3 separate regions of the Mus musculus genome follow, and all the other regions are linked to region 1. The links are chromatin contacts, found by Hi-C or POLR2A ChIA-PET in ENCODE. All regions are on one chromosome and are shown on one strand. The core of a region is the stretch at or near the end of the contact, and the rest is flanking DNA. Distances in the headings are between cores, read along the strand shown.

The links. A loop is a pair of places that touch in the nucleus more often than their neighbours do. ChIA-PET counts read pairs that join two places held with the same protein, here RNA polymerase II (POLR2A).
Region 2: a map of heart shows a loop between it and region 1 (2.8-fold over the local background). The contact joins the promoter of Tvp23b here to the promoter of 2410006H16Rik in region 1. A Hi-C loop is called at or near these places in 1 of 37 maps with a recorded cell type or tissue (heart). POLR2A ChIA-PET finds 5 or more read pairs at or near these places in 3 of 5 experiments (Patski and embryonic stem cell).
Region 3: POLR2A ChIA-PET joins it to region 1 with 22 read pairs in embryonic stem cell. The contact joins the promoter of Adora2b here to the promoter of 2410006H16Rik in region 1. POLR2A ChIA-PET finds 5 or more read pairs at or near these places in 3 of 5 experiments (Patski and embryonic stem cell).

Annotation. Positions count from the first base shown.
Region 1 is chr11:62,601,179-62,604,525 of GRCm38, reverse strand. 2410006H16Rik (RIKEN cDNA 2410006H16 gene) reads right to left here and starts at 1,649. Exons shown (of 5, transcript NR_030738.1): 1 at 1,503-1,649; 2 at 1,244-1,291; 3 at 880-929; 4 at 60-123. Snord49b (small nucleolar RNA, C/D box 49B) reads right to left here and starts at 1,440; the gene lies at 1,378-1,440. Snord49a (small nucleolar RNA, C/D box 49A) reads right to left here and starts at 1,066; the gene lies at 1,005-1,066.
Region 2 is chr11:62,877,448-62,881,143 of GRCm38, reverse strand. Tvp23b (trans-golgi network vesicle protein 23B) reads right to left here and starts at 1,689. Exons shown (of 7, transcript NM_026210.5): 1 at 1,549-1,689. The coding sequence starts at 1,560. It overlaps Fbxw10 (F-box and WD-40 domain protein 10), which reads right to left. Exons shown (of 13, transcript NM_001033669.2): 13 at 3,682-3,696.
Region 3 is chr11:62,246,902-62,250,714 of GRCm38, reverse strand. It overlaps Adora2b (adenosine A2b receptor), which reads right to left and starts at 1,731. Exons shown (of 2, transcript NM_007413.4): 1 at 1,279-1,731. The coding sequence starts at 1,613.

The sequences.
Region 1 (3,347 bases), core at 400-2,899:
TATCATCATTTGATATCTCTCAGAGTAATAACAGATAGTCACTGTACAGACCAACTCACCTCTGCTGCTGCCAGCACAGATCTGCAGTCCTGCGTCCGTTCTGAGAACTTGAAAGGGGACACCCTAAAATGGATTGCAGAAAACAGGACATTATATATAACAGCCTTGCAAAATCAATGGCTGCCCTCCCACCCTGGCTTTTCTCTTTTGGATTTCTTTGTAGCCCTGGCTCACTACTGTAGACGAGGCTGGCCTGAACTCTGCCTGCCTCTTCTCAAGAAAGCTACAGTTCTTAACACATCCTAGACCTAAAAGGGAAGTATTTTTCAAATTACTAAAATACATTTACAACTAGCCAAACCAGCCCAACTGGGTTCAATTGTAAGACCACATTAACTGAAAATTTTAAGACCCAAGTTAATGGACTAGAAGGTCTAAGTTCTTAGAAGACCAGGTTTGACTGCCAGCACTAATTGTGGCTCACAACCACCTAAGTCCGGTGCCATTTTTTTCTAGCATCAAGACAGCAAACACACACAAAAATGGCTCTATAGGGGGCTGGAGATGGCTCTGTGGTTAAGAGCACCGACTGCTCTTCGGAAGGTCCGGAGTTCAAATCCCAGCAACCACATGGTGGCTCACAACCATCCGTAATGAGATCTGATGCCCTCTTCTGGTGCATCTGAAAACAGCTACAGCGTACTTAGATATGATAAATCTTAAAAAAAAAATGGCTCTACAGTAAGAGCTGTGCACTGTTGCCTTACTTAACCACCCCCATCAGCTACAACCAGTATTGAGTACAGGCAAAACTGATGCTCATACATGAACACTCTAGCTCAAATCAAAACGGTCTAAAATCCCAAGCTGAAAGCTTACCTCATGGGAGGCCACAGCTGTTGGCAATCTTCCACTCTTAAATCCCCAACCTAGAAGTACAGCAGTTGTTAAAAGTCCAGCCCAAGTTAAACCTAAACCCCAGCCACCGGTGTGGGCTTGACTGCAGTCAGCCAGGAGCAGTTATCGTCAGTTATCGACTCTGACGGCACTTCCTACTTAGTCATCTCATCACAGCAGTCAAGCTTTCTGCTGTCCTCCAACTAGTAGTTCCAGCCACTAAATGGAGACACGTCTTAAATTTATGTATGTGCCCACATGGGCCAGGGTATGTTGGGAGTCCCTGGAGCGAAAGCTACACAGCCTCTTGTCTATGAACCCCACCTGATACTCCAGAAACCCTTACCTCATGGTGGGATGATACTGCTCCTATTCCACGTTGTCAACGTCCCGTCTGAAAGGTTAGAAGAGTAAGAGTCATGAGGGGCAATTAGAACACTTGTGTTCAGCACTGGGTCGCCGAGGCTTAAACGACTGCAGTCAGCTAACTAGGGATGTCGTCAGTTGTCGCATCGGACGGCACTTCCTTTTTTTTCTAGTTTCATCATCATTGCAGCCGACACCCCGCCCACGCGCGGCGCCCCGCGATGCAGACCTCGACTTACCAGGCTCCCCTAGATCTGTGCAGCGCACAAGGCGGAGCTGAGAGGCTGGGCCCGGGCTCAGCATCGCTCCAGACCGTCACCAGCAGGCCACGGCGAAGGGACCAGCTCAACGAGCGAGAAGAGCACGATCCCATGATGGCCGCAGAGAAAGACGGCGCGTGAGCGCCCTCCTCTTAAGGGCTAGGAATAGACCACTCCTCACCCCAGGGAGGTGAGGGCGGCAAAGGCTCACGGGAACTTCCAGCGGCCCGCCTCGCGACCCAGGCCTCCCCCGTTCTGTTGAGCGAGTGGTCTCCCCCGCCCCGGGGGATTCTGGGTAGCGAAGAGCGCGCGAGCTCCAGCGCGCCTGCGTGTTGGGTTAAGCGCGGACTCGACATCCTTTCCGCGGTTTTCCGTCCTCGTTGTCTTCCCTGACTTATTAGTCCTTTGTGAACGTGTGTAGTGTGTGAAATGTGTAGTCAGACCTGACAGTGCAGGCCTGTAATCGTAATCGATTAGGAACCCGACGCAAGAATTCGAGTCCAGCCTGGGCAATTTAATGAGCCCCTGTCTCTATTTTAAATTTAAAAAAAAAAAAAAAAAAGCGGGCCTATATAATCTAACTGGGTGGTGGAGAGCCTGGCTCATCTACGCTAACACACACGAAACCGCGTTCAAAGACAAACGCTGTTACAAAAGTGTAATGATTGGGGCCGTTCTGCACCCCATTATTTTTACAACATATCCACGGAGTCTCTCAAGGCCCTATGCAGACGGCCCTCATCACATTCCTTAGAGAACTGTAGAATCAAGAAGAGCTCTTGATCCATTTCCATTGCCCCCTGCTCTTTCCACTTCTGACTGGAGAGACTTGCATCGGGCATAGGTAATAGAAAACTGCTAATGCTATGCCTTCAGTATATGAGTATGTTTGATTTTCTCAAGGGTTGGGGATGCAGTGTTTCCCTAGCAAACATGAAGTTCTGAGCTCCATCCCCAGCACCTCATAAACTGGACATTGTGACAAACTCCCAAGCTCTGGGTATGTGGAGGCAGCAGAATCAGAAGTTCAAGGTCATCTTCAGCTATGAGGTCAGCCTGGGATATGTGAACCTGAAGACTAGAGTAGGGTTCTTGTGAGTTCAAGACCAGCCTGGCCTACGGAATGAAATCCTGTCTCAAAACACCTCAGTGCAAAATCTGTTGAGCTAGTATATATGATATGCTGGGTTCTACCCAGCAACACACACATAAGTGCTTGCATGCACTTCTTATGCAAATAGGCTGAGGAGGCAACTCATTTTGACAGAACTAGACAGGTGGTCATGAGACTGCAATCTTGGTGGTCTGAGGAATAAACAGAATTTTGATGGAGGGAGGGAAGTCCAGGCCAAAACATTCTTAAAGGGAATAAGATAATTTCCCTTGGAGCCAAATATGCTTGACCATGGCCAGGAACACAAGATTCATGGGTCCCCAAATACCATGTTCTATATTGGAAGTGTCTTGGGTTTTTGTTTGCTTGGTTGGTTGGTTGGTTTTGGTTTGGTGCCGTTTTCGAGACAGGTGCTGTTTTCTGTGTAGCACTGGCGGTCCTGGAACTTGCTCTGTAGACTAGGCTGATCTTGAACCTGGAGATCTGCCTGCCTCTGCCTCTCGAGTGCTGGGATTACAGGCATGTGCCACCACCATTGCCTAACTTGTTACAGAACAAGGAAAGTCATTTGGTGGGGACCTCAATTGGCAAGTTACAGTAAAGATGAGGACTCTGTTGTAGGTTTCAGGTGCTGCCCAATGATGTTTTTAGCTTTTGAATGTGTGGAAATTAGTGGCCTGTCAAGAATAGTAATATAAGGTTTTCATAGT
Region 2 (3,696 bases), core at 440-2,939, 280 kb before region 1:
CCCCTTCTGCCTGTAATGCCAGCACTTGAAAGACTGAGTCAAGACAGTTATAATCAGTTGGAGAAGGGTGAAAAAAAAAGAAGAAATTAAAGCATGGCTTTGAGCTAACACCAACAAGATTTTGTGAGGGGCGGGGAAGGGGAGGGAACAATGGAAGGCTACCAACAGTGCAACTCATGAATGCTTCCCAGTGAACAAAGGTAAACCAGCTGTAACCCAACAGTGGAGTACACAGGATCCACAGAAGAACCTGTGGGTGATTAGCAAAGATGCAGGGAGGGGGTTGGTATGAAAATACCAGGGGGAGGGGCTGCTTCTAGGTAATAAGAAAGAAAATTATCAGACAAAAAACAACAACAACAAAAAAAAAAAACAACCAAAAAACACAAAAACCACAAGGGAACAGATGTTTAAGTCTGCAGAGAAATTTTAATGCACAGGTTGCCTGGGGGAAGGAAGGTAATGACTATAAAAAATGTCAAATGCCCAACAGGTGGAAGGACTTATGGTCACAGACCTAGGAGTAGGAAGAAGCGGATCTAAATGCACCTTCAGAGCTGAGCTGAAACCATCAATGAATTTTTTCTACTCCACATTTCCACAAAGTAGACTTTTCTTATCACAGATTCTAGTTGGCCCATCCTGAGACACTTGGTATGTCACTATGTCTTTATTATTATGATCTGAAAATATGTTGTTCCCCAACCTAACCTCTCCCCATCCCAACCCCCACCCCCAGCCATCCTGCCCTTTGCAGATCCCATCTCCTTGAACATCCCAACCTGACAATGAAACCCGTGTGACACAATCTACATGGGAGTTCACAGTAAAAAAAAAATTTTTTTTGTTTTTTTGTTTTGTTTTTTTGGTTTTTCGAGACAGGGTTCTCTGTATAGCCTGTATATCTCTGTATAGCCCTGGCTGTCCTGGAACTCACTCTGTAGATCAGGCTGGTCTCGAACTCAGAAATCCACCTGCCTCTGCCTCCCGAGTGCTGGGATTAAAGGCGTGCGCCACCACGCCCAGCTTCACAGTAAAATTTTAAAGGAAGAAAATATATTACATGTACTAATCTCTGGCCGAAGGACAATTGGCTACATCGACCTCTACGGGTACAAAGGCGATAACCATCGTGATTATCTGTGTACAGCGTAGTAACACTGGAACCCAAGGCTCTGGCAATCTCTCCCTACAGGATCGCCCTGAACTTGTGTATCAGGGCCCTACAGGCCATTCCCCTCATCCGGGCAGGCTATGGGAAGACGGGTTACCCCCGACCTCACACCCAGAGATCCTGCAGCGAGTGTGCTCCACACCCGCTGACAGGAGGCCTCTGTGCCTCCGGGGTCGCCGGTGCACCCTATCCCTCACAGTCCACAAACCCTCTAGCGACAATTTGCCCGGGGCTGGCCCTCCTACCCACCCACCTGCAGTTCCTACAGCTCAGGCAGTGGGCGGGCACACGGACCCAACAGCCTCGGGCGACTGGGCAAGACCCCCAGCCCCAACTCAAGCACCGGCTACCGGCGCTCGGCCGCCATCCCTCACCTGCGACAACATGACGACCCTGCGCCAACCCGCCCCCCACTTCCGAGAGCCACGACAGCAAAGCTGCCACGCGATCCAGCTCTACAGCCGACGTCACAAGCGCACCAGGAAGCCACTTGGTGGGAGGGCGCAACTCCAGAGACCGGAAGGCGATAGGCGGGTCCATACCTTGGGGCGGGGCTCCATAGTGGGCGGGGCGGAAAGAGCTGGTCCACGCGACGGACGCGGGCGGTAGGAGGCGGGGTGTGTGGGCGGGGCCTTGACGCAGAGACTCTGTAGGGGCTGAGGTGGAGGTGGGCGGGGCAAGCGTGAGCAGGGGCAAGGGCTGCACTTCTAAGGAAAAGCAAAACGCTTGGGAATAAACTGGCTAACTTAATGGGTTCTAAAGCGAAGTTTCTTGGGTTATGAATGGAAAATGTTTTTTGCTACCAAAGAAGTACAAACTGTGAGTCATTACCACCAGCAGGGACGCCCTGAGAGAGGCGGAGCTTTATAATTTAACCTTGTAAATGTATTGTATTTTAGTATAGTCTTTCTTAAGCGATTTAAATGTTAAAGAAAATTGAGAAATAAATGTGTCCTTGGAAAGAAATTAAAAAAAAAAAAACCGAGTAAGAAAGAGACAAGAAGACTAGCGTAAGCAGTGAGGGTACTGCTGTAAGGGGCATAACCTCAGAACAAGAAGAGAGGCCAGTATCGCGCCTCTGCCCTCCATGTACCAATTATATAACCAATCTCTATGTACATCCTTCCTCGGCTGTAAAGTGGGAAGGACGGTGATGGCTTTACAGAGCATTTAGTAAAGTGGCACAAATTTGCTTTTATTACTGTTTTAAGTCACCTGCTGATGGCATGATCATGCCTAGACCTAAAATTCAGAGATTTTTTTTTTTTTTTTTTTTGGTTTTTCGAGACAAATTCAGAGAGTTTAAAGCCATCTTTGCAACTGTAATGATAGAGATATTCTGTTTGCTCAACTATGTCAGACTGTTGGAGGCTCATGCAATGTCCCTCTCACCTTTTCTTAACTGAAGGGACTCTTCACAGAACCCGGGGTTTTATCTGGTTCTTTGCCAGGACTATGTCAAACCCAGTGTTACAATAATGAAGAAACATGGACCTAGTTCCCAAAAAAGAGAAAGCAGGCAAGGTAATTGCGCATCTTCGTGTGAAGCTGGACAAATGACCTATGTCCTAACCTGCTTGGACAAAGATTTTGGTGGCCCACCCTGTGTTGTGAGGTTGTGTGGAAAAAAAATTTTTTTGGTTCTCACTTTTTATATGAATGCAATTTGAATTCACTACCATATTTTAAGATATAGAGCATTTGACAAGAAAGTGAATTTCCCACTTGTTAGGATTTTTGTCTTCCTTTTTGGAGGACTGGTGTGTGTGTGTTGGGGGGGGGGTTCTTTGCTTGCTTTTGAAACAGGGTGTTGCCTCCTAGTACCAACTGACTAGATGCTCTGTCCTCCTGCCTTGCCCCTATCTCCCCTCACCCTCAAGAACTGGAACTTAATGACGGGGAAAGTCTGCCTGGGGTGTTGAGCCTCTATGTAGGGACTGTACTCTTTGTCCAGATCCTGAGCCCTTCTGTGAGCATATCCACCAGTGAGCCTGTAAACTACTCTTTACAAAATTACCTACCTTGCCCCTGACAGCACCCCCTGAGTATTTAAATAGGAGTCTCAATATACTTGAGAGTAAAGCCTCCTTTGTAGAAAATGAAGCGTATTTTCTTCATTTTTTTTCCTTTTCTTCTGATGGAGTGTGTTCTGACCCGTTAGATCACATGCAGTGTTCTAAATACAAGTCTGCCTTTTGATCTCCCCATATCCTTTACCAAAACTGAGTTTTAGTCTTTGCAAAAATACCAGGAGATTTTTATATAGTATCCTGATGGCTACTGTTCAAAAGTTTCTGGAAGCAACGATAGCCCTAAGTTGGTAGTGATGAATGGAGTCTAACTGCTCAGTGACCTTGCCTACACCTCACTAAGTGGAATGCTGGCACTCTCTCCCTGTCTCCTGGTGTCTTAATATAACCCTACTCATTCTTTGAGCCATAGAAAGCTTCATATGAATTGCCAAAGCAATGTCAAAAAAGAAAGGTCTGGACAACCAACACTCACTTAGTTTTCAGTTTGTT
Region 3 (3,813 bases), core at 482-2,981, 350 kb after region 1:
TCCTCTTCTAGAAACAGCAAGGGGATCCCTTTTCACATCTCTCAAACACTGGTATCTCACACACAGCCCTGTGAGACGACAGGTGGACGGCTGAGGACACAGTGCCACTCTGCCGGACACAGCATCCGGAACCACAACCTCATCTACAGTATGCAGGTGACAGTGTCTGTCCTCTGGACGCTTCGAGGTTTAAAGAATGTACATTTAATTAGAGTTGCCAGGCACACGGTCAGAGCCCACGGAGTTCTTGCCTTTCTCTTCCTACTCTTGTGACTCAGTTTCCTCAACTCAGCTCCAACTCTAAAGAGATCCAAAGCTCACTTCAGAAATGCTAAAGGGCCCAGGCACTACCAAGGAGCAGCAAACTCAACTTTAAATTTATTAGCTACAAGTGGAAGCCACTTCCCCAACTGACTGACTCCCTGCCCTGGATCCTGTTTTCCCATCATGGAATAAGGAGAAAGTGATTTAGGTATACTCTGAGAGCCAGCGAACAGGGAGCCCTCACCAGTTTTCTGGGCCTCTTCAGGCTCCTGGGCACTGCAGCAGTATACAAATAAGGTTACACAATGGGCTAGAGGCTCTAAGACTGTCTTGTCAGTGTTCACTGAACCAGTAAGCACAGTAGCTCTTTAAAATGTCTGGGAATACTTTGAGCCACCGCGAAGCTAGTAGGGACCAATGTTCCTAGAGTTTCCCATCAGAGTTGAGCCTGGCTGCCTCATTTCGAAGTAGGCACATTTTAAAGCTGTGTCGTTAGACCCTATGACCCTTCTAAAAGTACCAATTCCAGCGTCTAAAGTTGCCTCGTTCTTAGCTGAAGCTTCTCCGCGCCCTTTCCGCACAGGACTGCATCTGGCAGCAGCTTTGATCTGCATGCCCGACTCCGGGCAGCAGCTCTGTCTCTCCAGAGGGCCGGGAACGTCCACAAAACTTAAGGAATCTAGAGCTTCCTGAGCCCTTCCTTGGCAGGTAACTCGTCGGACGAGCACTTCTCAACGCCCCTAAGGGTGTTCTTATGCAGATTCCCTAAACTAGGGGCAATTAGAGCATCCCTGACTCCAAAAGGGGACCCAGTCAGTGGCCTGTTCTGTCAACCCAGGAGAGTCTTGATAGCCGGCAGAACAAGCGTGCTGGAGAAAGTGCGTCCTCCACTCCAGTGCCCAGCGTGCTCCTAATCTGGCCCATCTGGGAGTCCAGAAAGTAAAACCGTGGGCCTGGAGAGGGCGCCCCTCTTTAGAACTTTAACCCGGCCAAGGCAAGAAAGATTCGTCTCACCTGAGCGGGACGCGAATGGCCAGATATCGGTCGACAGCCACCGCCAAGAGGCTAAAGATGGAGCTCTGTGTGAGCACCAGCACGAAGCAGGCGAGGAAGAGGCAGCCGTGGAAGTCCGTGCAGAAGCCCAAGCTGATGGTGATGGCAAAGGGGATGGCGAAGAGTCCCACGGCCACGTCTGCCGTCGCCAGGGATACCAGAAAGTAGTTGGTGGGGGTCTGTAATGCACTCGAGGCTCCCACCGCGGCGCACACCAGCACGTTGCCCGCCACCGCCAGCGCAGCGATAACCAGCTCCAGCGCCACGTACAGCGCGTCTTGCGTCTCTAGCTGCATGGCCGGGCCAGCCGGGCCCGGGGAGTCCTCTACTGGGGTAGTGTCGGGCTCAGGACAGCTGCTAGGGTGCCGCCAGGCATGGCCACAGCGCTGAGACCGCGCGTCCCAAGCTGGGTCTGCGCCGCCCAGCCAGTGCGCTCCGGACGGGGGCGGGGGCGTGGCCTTACGGGGGCGGCGCCCATTGGCCGGCTGCCAGGAGCCGGTCTTGGCCCCGCCCCCTGCCTAGGGTCCTTGCTCCAGCTGCTCCTGAGCTCGGGGAAGGATGGGTTCCCGAATTTCCCTCGGGCGGGAGAGGGACACATTCAGGAAAGACACCTCGAAGCTTCACCACTTCCCGCCCGAGCGCGAAGTCCCAGACTTCACCCTGTCCCGCGCCCGATCTGCACACTCTGAACTGACGCCCCTGCAAGGTGTCCATACTCCCCAGCACCGGAGCTGCACCCCAGGTCCGGGCCCGGGCTTCCTCTCAGTGCTGCATTCTCCGCGCGGCCCCTAATCCACCCGATCCCGTGGTCTCCGCTGCCCCGCCAGGGTGCTCGCCGGCTCAGCCCTGCGCTCTCCAGCCCACTTATCCAAGACCGGCTTCCGCTCACTTGCGGCGCCGCCTCTTCCCAGACACTGCCGCCTTCATCCACTCCAAGAAGGGTGCTGAGCGCCCACACCTGTGGGTGATCTGTCCTTCCTGCCACCTGTAAGAAGCCCCCAGCGCCCTCCACCGCCTTCAACTCCACACTTCTCTCCTAGCGAGCCCTGGCTGCTCCTTGGCGTTTGGAGTCCTTAATCCTTCTAGAACACAGCTTCTGCCCCGCGGAAGCTGCTACCTGTAGTCACCAGCCAGGATGGTTAAGGAGTTTGTCAACACAACAAAGATGACTGAAAAAAAAAAGATTAAGCTGAACTAAAACACGGGTGACCTCTAAACAGCTTCTTTGAAGAATAACGGGTTTTTTCTTGGGGTTTTTTTTTTGGTTTTTCGAGACAGGGTTTCTCCGTGTAGCCTTGGCTGTCCTGGAACTCACTTTGTAGACCAGGCTGGCCTCGAACTCAGAAATCTGCCTGCTTCTGTCTCCCAAGTGGTGGGATTAAAGGCGTGCGCCACCACGCCGGGCTGATTTTTTTTTTTTTTTTTTTTAATGTTGTGGCTGGATTAGCTCTCTCTGAGTATGAGTATGGGCGTGGGGGAGGGGAAAAGTGCGTTGAATTACACTTTCTGCATGGCTGTATGATATATATAAAGTACATTTCAGGGTTAGCTGTAATATTAACAGCAAATCCCCCACGAGCCCACTCATAGCATAGACAAAATCACCAAAGCACACAGAGTACATGTTCTATCTGGGTATTTTAAGGGTTTGGTTTTTTTTTTTTTTTTTTTTTTTGTTTATTTGTTTGGTTTTTTTGTTTTTTGTTTTTTTGGATTTTTGGTGTTTTTTTTGGGGGGTGTTTTGTTTTGTTTTTGTTTTTGTTTTTGTTTTTTTCTAGACAGGGTTTCTCTGTATAGCTCTGGCTGTCCTGGAACTCGCTTTGTAAACCAGGCTGGCCTCGAACTCAGAAATCTGCCTGCCTCTGCCACCCAAGTGCACCACCACGCCCGTCTTTTTTTCTATTTTCTGTGTTGAGAAAAAAAAAAAAAACCTTATTTAAAAAAATACCTTACTATTTATATGTTTTCCACAAAATATTGGCCCTGGTCACCTGAGTTTTGATAGCATCTGCTTCACCTTCACGAAGAACCTGACACTGGCTTCTGCCTCTTAACACAGATGACAAGCTGGAACCTCAGAGAGGTCAGATAACGGGTACACGACTTGAAATGGGAAGAGGAAAGAGAGGCTTCTAGGAGTGAGCTGCAAAGTGGGCGTTTGGCAGTGATCACTATGGCGCATGGAGCTGAATGGGGCAGAGGTGGGGGAAGGGCTTGCCGCCAACAGCCATGGCCAGGAGAGGAGAGAAAAGAAAGCGTTTCCCACTAGGATAGAATGCCAGGGAAGCTGTGGTGCCAGCCCCAGGGGATCGCCAAGCAAGGACCAGAACTTTAGGAACGCGCATGAGCATTTTCTGGACCCAGATGTCCATGTCCCCTATGGAGCCTACCCACCCTTCCTCAGCAGACCTCACCAGAAAGAAAGCTGTGCCCAGTCTACAAGTCTGCTGTGTTCCATGTTAACAGTCACCTGCCAGCAAAGCTTCCCTCCTCTCT